Regions from separate parts of the Homo sapiens genome. Here region 2 is linked to region 1. A link is a contact called in ENCODE Hi-C data. All regions are on one chromosome and are shown on one strand. The core of a region is the stretch at or near the end of the contact, and the rest is flanking DNA. Distances in the headings are between cores, read along the strand shown. Region 1 overlaps SORBS1 (sorbin and SH3 domain containing 1). Region 2 overlaps CC2D2B (coiled-coil and C2 domain containing 2B).

Region 1 (3,796 bases), core at 774-3,273:
CTCTTCACAAATCCCCCCAACTCCATGAGTGCCACAATTACTCTCCTAGCCAACCAGGGAAGGCATCTCCTGGGCCACATGGAGTCTTACCTCTCTGTGGTCCTTAAATACACCACAAGGAGCCCTGGTCATTTCATTCTCCAAAAGACACTTTGACCTCAGCCTCTGCTCTTCACTCCCATTGCCACCATGCTAGGGGTGAGGCCCTCATGGCTTCAAACTGAAATTCTTTCAAATCTTTAACAAGCCTCTTGACCTGCAGGAACTAGAATGGTTACTCTTAAAAAGCACTTGCTTTGGGCCTGTGCCAAATGCTTGACATGAAAGAGCTCATTTAGCTGGGTGTGGTGGCTCATGCCTGTAATCCCAGCACTTTGGGAGGCCAAGGCGGGTGGATCATGAGGTCAGGAGTTCAAGACCAGCCTGGCCAACACAGTGAAACCTGGTCTCTACTAAAAATACAAAAAAAATTAGCCGAATGTGGTGGCAGACACCTATAGTCCCAGCTACTTGGGAGGCTGAGGCAAGAGAATTGCTTGAACTCAGGAGGCAGAGGTTGCAGCGAGCCGAGATCATACCACTGTACTCCAGCCTGGGTGACAGAGTGAGACTCCATCTCAAAAAAAAAAAAAAAAAAAAAGAAGAAGAAGAAAGAGCTCATTTAATCTCAACAACTCTGTTATGGTCATCTCCAATTTACAAATAAGGCAACTGAAGCCCTGTAAGGTGGAGTAATTTGTCCATACCGCAAAGACAGTAAGTGGCAGTGCTCAGCCTCAGTAGAGAACTGTGTGAAACCAGAACTATATCATCTCTCCCAGGTGAGGGGGTTGGGACAAGGACTAGAAATAGGGGGCACTGCTGAAATGTGGGTATCAGGGGACCAGGTAGGGACTGGACCTTCCAGTCCAGGCAAATAATCAACAACCTGGACACCTATAGGCATTGAAGAAGGTGGCAAACAGGGAGCAAGTCAGAGAGGAAGCAGGCAGAGCAGCTGGGGGACAAATGCTGTCCCTGGTGAGAAGGGAGGGAGCCAGACGCCATCTGACATTAGCTATCTGCAAAGGCATTGGGAGTAGGAAGCAATCCTTGGCAAGAGCCATCCACTACCTCACACTTGGGCTCCCAGTCCAGACTGGGCTTGGCTGTCTGCAAATACTGCTGAAAACTGTTTTTATGAAGCCAGGGAAGGCCCAGGGGCTCCTAGGCCCCAGGATAGGACAATAGACTGGTATGGGCCAGCAAGTTGTCAGTCCGGAGGGTGACATGGACACTGTCAGAGTCAAGAGCCAGCAGGATGTTAGCCAATAGGTAGCATGGTAAGGGGACAAGATTACCATTTCTGAATTACCTATACTCACATCCTCATTTTTTTTTTCTTTTTGAGATGGAATCTTGCTCTGTCTTCCATGCTGGAATGCAGTGGCATGATCTCACTCACTGCAACTTTCACCTCCCGGGTTCAAGCAATTCTCCTGCCTCAGCCTCCCGAGTAGCTGGGATTACAGGCGTGCAACACCATGCTTGGCTGATTTTTGTATTTTTAGTAGAGACGGGGTTTCACCATGTTGGCCAGGCTGGTCTCGAACTTCTGGCCCCAACTGATCTGCCCACCTCGGCCTCCCAAAGCGCTGGGATTACAGGTGTGAGCCACTGCGCCCGGCTTACTGACATCCTCTTTTAAGCCCACTCCCCAGTGTTAACTTATTCTAGTCTGCGTTGTATACTTAATGAGCACGTGGATTTTTTCTTTGTTTCCTCTACTCAAACCCAGCTTGTTCCTTTTCATCCAAACTGCCCTCCTGTACCATCTTAAATTTATCACCAATCAAAGGGATTCCATTTGTTAGGCTAATTTCCAAACTTCCTAAGGTCGCAGAGCATTCTGGAGCTAGAAAGGCTTGGAAAGCATCTGGCCCAAGTTCCTCATACTTGATATGGGCTCAAAGTCACTAGGACTTACCCACAGCCCGAAAGGAAGATGGCTGACTACAAGTCCACACCTGACTCCTGTTGCAACATACTGCCTTTTGCCCTCACCTAATGCACCTAGAATTGCTCTCTTTTCCTCCTTTCTCATCACAATTCCAAGTGACTCATGCAGCACCTGGCACATAGATAATGCTGAATGAATGTATGCTTATTTGGATTCGATGATCTCAATTTACAAAGATGAACTTACTGTAAGGTGTGAATGACTGATAACTATCCCTTAATTCTTCCGAGTACAGTATTTGCATTTTAAAACAATCTGCTGATGGTTTGGTGAAAAAGATGTGGTGAAATTTCTTTTCACCAAATTAGCTGGTAGAAATTTGTAAGACACAAAAGTATTCTGGGACAAGAGAGTGTTTCCAAAAGTGCCTCAAATCCACACACGGGGCCGGGCATGGTGGCTTACACCTGTAATCCCAGCACTTTGCCAGGCCGAGGCAGGTGGATCACTTGAGCCTACAAGTTCAACATCAACCTGGGCAACATGGAGAAACTTTGTCTCTACAAAAAATACAAAAATTAGCCAAGTGTGGTGACGTGCACCTCAGCTACTTGGGAGGCTGAGGTGGGAGGACAGATTGAGCCCGGGAGGCCGAGGCTGCAGCAAACCATGATTACATCACTGTACTCCAAGCTGGGCAACAGAGTAAACCCTGTCTCAAAAAAAGAAAACGAAACAGAAAAAAAAACAAATCCACACACGGTACTGGTAGCACAGGCGTACACCTGGTGGGCATTGTGTTCTACGTCAATGCCACACTGTAACCACTAGAGGGAGCTCCAAGCTCCCTCTCCACCACCTCCATTTGCTGCCAGAGGACGGGACAGTTGGTTTGTAAGGTTATTTGACTGGGCCAGGGGACTGCACATTAAAGCCTTTCTCTTTGCATCATCCCTTAGGATTCTCTCTTCTCCAAATGCTCTCTAGCTTGGAAGTGGGTCGTCCCAGTTAGGCTTGGAGAGGCTGGATGAGGTTAGCCTTAGAATAAAATAACTTTGCCTTCTCTCCTCACCCCCACCTTTCCAGCGGGTCAGGAGTCAGGGCTGGGCTCAGGGATGCAGGACCAAGAAGCTACTCTGTTGACTTTTAGGGCTGTGGGCTGCTCGGGCCTGCCCTCAGCCTAAGGACAAAGAAGCCCTCACGGGGACCAACATCACCAGAAAGGGGTTTGTGCTCAAACCCTAGCCTGGCCTCATCCACCAGCATGTGCCCTGGCACCTGTTATGGGTAGCTGGGAAGGAAGAAAATCAGTTTCCAGGATGCTAGGTCTGGCCATTTCCATCCTACATATCATATCTGTCTTATCACAACACACCACTCCCGCTGCACCAGAGGGGTCTGCATACCCTACTGCCTAGCCTCTCTGGTCCCAAGGGAATGGTCCTCCCCTCCATTCCATTTCTCCCTCCCTTTCCTTCAAGAAAGCAAGCTCCCATCCCCTACAGCAGCAGCTCTCAGATGCAGTCCTTGCACTAGCAGCATCAGCATGAACCTGTCAGAAATGTGAACCTTCAGACCCTACCTCAGACCTGCAAGTGGGAACCCTACATTCTAAAACTCCAGGCTGGGGCCCAGCAACCTACCTTTTTACTCCAAGTGATTCTGATGCAGCTAAAGTGTGAAAGTCACTGCCCTACAGAGTGGAGAGGTGCTGTCTCACCCTAAACTAACTGTGCCTGATCTCAAAGTCAGCATTTGCCAACTACCAGAATACTTGGGCTGTGCAAAGTCGTCCCTGGAGAGGCCAAAATAATCTAATCATAATCAAATAGCAGCTAACATCTAACAGTCTATTCC
Region 2 (3,923 bases), core at 1,042-3,541, 560 kb after region 1:
TTTACAGTTGTGGATACAGGATGAAATAAGCCCCGGTCTCCCGTAGCGCTCCCAGGCTTATTAGGACAAGGAAATTCCCGCCTAATAAATTTTGGTCAGACCGGTTGTCTGCTCTCAAACCCTGTCTCCTGATAAGATGTTATCAATGACAATGCGTGCCCAAAACTTCATTAGCAATTTTAATTTCGCCCCGGCCCTGTAATCTCACCCTGCCTCCATTTGCCTTGTGATATTTTATTACTTTGTGAAGCATGTGACCTCTGTGACCCACACCCTATTCGTACACTCCCTACCTTTTTGAAAATCACTAATAAAAACTTGCTGGTTTTACGGCTCGGGGGGCATCACGGAACCTGCCAACATGAGATGTCTCCCCCAGACATCCAGCTTTAAAATTTCTCTCTTTTGTACTCTTTCCCTTTATTTCTCAGACCGGCCGACACTTAGGGAAATAGAAAAGAACCTACGTGAAATAACGTTGAATTATTGGGGGCGGGTTCCCCTGATAACAAATCAGTTGGAAAAGAATGAAGGATGCATTAACTGGTTCTGGAATTGTTATTCATACATGTGGAAAGAAATAAAATTAGATTCAGACATCAGAAAAGAAATAAATACCATGTGTAGTGAAGATTACTTGTGAAAAGCAAAACTTGAAATGGGCATTTCAATTTTGGGATACAAAGGTATTTCTTAAATAAGACACGAAAAGTATAAATTATAAAGAACAAGATTAATTAGTTTTTCTTTGAGATGGAGTCTCACTTTGTCGCACAGGCTGGAGTGCAATGGCGTGATCTCGGCTCAGTGCAACCTCCACCTCCTGGGTTCAAGTGATTCTCATTCCTCAGCCTCTGTAGTAGCTGGGGCTACAGGTGTGCGCTGTCATGCCTGGCTAATTTTTGTATTTTTGGTAGAGACAGGGTTTTGTCATGTTGCCCAGACTGGTCTTGAACTCCTAACTTTAAGTGATCCGCCCGCCTCGGCCTCCCACAGTGTTAGGATTACAGGCATGAGCCACAGTGCCTGGCCAGATTAATAAATTTTATAACATTAAAATTAAAAACCTACAGATTAGAAAAGTTATTCCCAACATATATAAAATTAAAATATTAATATCCAGAGTATTGTGTTAACTCCTAAAACTTAATACTTTAAAAGTAAATAAAGTGATATGAGGCCGGGTATGGTGGCTCATGCCTGTAATCCCAGCCCTTTAGGAGGCTGAGGTGGGCAGATCACAAGGTCAGGGTTTCAAGACCAGCCTGACCAACATGGTGAGACCCTCGTCTCTACTAAAAATACAAAAATTAGCCAGGTGTGGCAGCACACACCTGTAATCCCAGCTACTTGGGAGGCTGAGGCAGGAGAATCACTTGAACCCAGGAGGCAGAGGTTGCAGTGAACTGAGATCGTGCCACTGTACTCCAGCCTGGGTGACAGAGTGAGACTCTGTCTCAAAAAAAAAAATGTAAATAACGTGATATGAAATGGCAATATAATATTTTGTTAAATAAAAGTTGTTACTTGCAAAAGAATTAATTTCAGGATTTCTTATGGATAATTAGAAGAACAAGTAACTTACCTTCAGATAATGAGCATGCGTTGTTTCATGGCTGAAGATTCTAAAGTATTTACTTCATTATTTTTGTATAGTCTTTAATAATATCTATAATATAAAATCATTTCCAAGTGCATTGGGGATATATAATACTGAAAATGCATAAATAACAAATGCAAATTTACTTTATTTAGATGAAGCATCCTGACAATCTTATACTGACTATATATGTAATATTAAAATTATTTATTATAGTCAACACACATTAACTACTTAGTATATGCCAGGCACTTTACAGATATTATTTCAATTAAGTCTCACAAACAATCTTGTGACAGAGGCATTATTATTATTACTGAAGAGGAAAGTGGGGTCTGGAGCAGTTAATCAACTTTTCCAAACTGCACAGTTAGTAAATGCCAGGGCCAACTTGAACCTAGGACTGTCTGCCTCCACTGCCCATGCTCTTAACCACGTATTTTGTTTTTAGTGATACAGGGCAAATGCATACATGAAGAATCTTTTCTCAATCCTCTTCACTTTTCTAAAAAATCATTTTCTCAGTCACAAATCTTGTTCTTAATCATTACTCTAATTTAAAAGATGAATGGACTTCAATCTAGACCCAAACAGAATATAGTTAGAAACTGGTTTTTAGCCTATCCTCAGTGGGAGAATCTAAAAGAAATGTTTTCTTCTGTCAGTCTCAGAATGTTTCCAGTGTCTTACACATGGACTGAAGTGACTAGTGATATTTATTGCAATGTGTCATATGTGAACTCTTTGTTACATTCAAGAAGTGAAACTAACAATTCTGTATTTAGGAGTATGAAAGTCAGAAAGAGAAGGAGGTATCCGTTTCAGATGTAAATTCTATTACAGCACAAAGGATTAATTCTGCCAATTTTCTGAAAAAGGTAACAACACAGTATTATCAATATATTTGCATTTGTTTTTGTGAAAACTGGTCTGCTAGATCCATGGTATTATAGTCCTTCCAGAGAGTCAGATGGACGAATCCACTCACTCGTCACCTCTTTCAGATCACTGAGGAGTTTTCTGTTCTTTTCAGACCTCTTTTTGAGAGTTAGGTTACTTCATTGACAGTGAACTCATTATTAAAGCACATCCCAACCTTTTCTGTTTAAACATACATTTTAAAGACTTCCCATCTCTTCTTTGACTCTAAAAGTTCACCTTGAGAGATACCCCAGCATTTTGCCAGAACTCATATTTACTGGTGCCTCATGATGTCAAGGACTATAGCAATTCAGGAGATGAAGGGATGAAGGAGCTACCAGAGGCACACAGACAGTATTAGAAAAATAGATACGCTTTGAAACGAAGCCAAATAGTGAATATTTACAAAACACTCTAGCAGAGTCTTAACCAGGTTTGAGTGGAATCCTTCACTGGATTTCATGCCTGATTTCTATCAACCCCTCATCATGCCACTAGACTTAGAAGCTTAGTGCAGGGGCGACATCTACAGATCCTTAGTGCCTAGCATAGTATCTTACACTGAGAAAATGCTGATAAATGTTTGAGAAATTAATGAATTAAAGGATGGGAGTTGAGGTGGTTTCTACAACTCCTACAAAAGTAGACTCTTACCCACCTACATCTTCTTTGCTGTAGAGCACCAGTGCAGCCTTGCAGGGTAATTTGAAAAGAAGCAAGGAAAGCTATGGAAAGAGCTAAGAGATACATTCCAGATCCCTCATGGGGACAGGTGAGAGGCAACCATGTATAGCTAGTAGAGCCCCAGGCAGGTGTCTGAAGACCTGTTCTTACTACCCTGTGTGTCACTGGCAAGTAACCAAATCACTGAGTCCCACTTTATTTTTTACAAAAACGGACAATATTAATGCTTGCTTTGCTTTACATCCAATGTGAGGGGCAAATGAGATCAAACCACAAGTGTTCTTCTAGTTCGTACACCATGACTGTGAGATGGAATGTGGACCGCTGTAGCTCTCCCAGGCATGAGACAGCCCCCTTTATCACTGGCAGCTGTTTTTCCCACTCATCCCCTGCCTCTCTTACTTCTTTACTAGCTTGCTGTATGTTTTAAGTTGGGATGTGCTTTAATAGTGAGTTTGTGGTCTCGGGAAATAAAGAAGTGTTCTTGCTTATAAGAAAAGAGAACACATATCCTCCTTATCCTGTTTCTTCTTTTTTATGTAAGGAGAAGCCCAGGAGGGAGGGTAGCAGAGGGTTAGGAAGGATGTAAGAGAGCAAGTATCTGAGTATGCTTGAACTTCATACAGGAATCCCGGAAAGGCACTTTCCAAACATTTTGTGTTTAGATTTTAACTCCTTGTGAAGACTTCTTTGCTGAGGACAGTTTAAAACTACAGGT

Evidence for each region. A loop is a pair of places that touch in the nucleus more often than their neighbours do. Pooled maps may share reads with other maps.
Region 2: a map of OCI-LY7 shows a loop between it and region 1 (14-fold over the local background). The contact joins two enhancer-like sites. A Hi-C loop is called at or near these places in 1 of 168 maps with a recorded cell type or tissue (OCI-LY7), 1 of 37 single-sample maps with no recorded cell type and 4 of 50 pooled maps.

What each region holds. Positions count from the first base shown.
Region 1 is chr10:95,427,793-95,431,588 of GRCh38, forward strand. The region is part of intron 6 of SORBS1 (sorbin and SH3 domain containing 1); the gene reads right to left. Among named protein-coding and RNA genes, the nearest start is that of SORBS1, 130 kb to the right of the region's middle. RefSeq lists enhancers at 2,478-2,567, 2,679-3,179. Within about 2 kb of position 2,024, at least 9 of the 41 ENCODE cell types and tissues checked have a DNase peak (open chromatin) inside an H3K27ac peak, as active enhancers do.
Region 2 is chr10:95,985,865-95,989,787 of GRCh38, forward strand. CC2D2B (coiled-coil and C2 domain containing 2B) reads left to right here. Exons shown (of 35, transcript NM_001349008.3): 20 at 2,386-2,478. All of the region lies in intron 2 of ENTPD1-AS1 (ENTPD1 antisense RNA 1), which reads right to left. Among named protein-coding and RNA genes, the nearest start is that of CCNJ, 56 kb to the right of the region's middle. Within about 2 kb of position 2,292, at least 2 of the 41 ENCODE cell types and tissues checked have a DNase peak (open chromatin) inside an H3K27ac peak, as active enhancers do.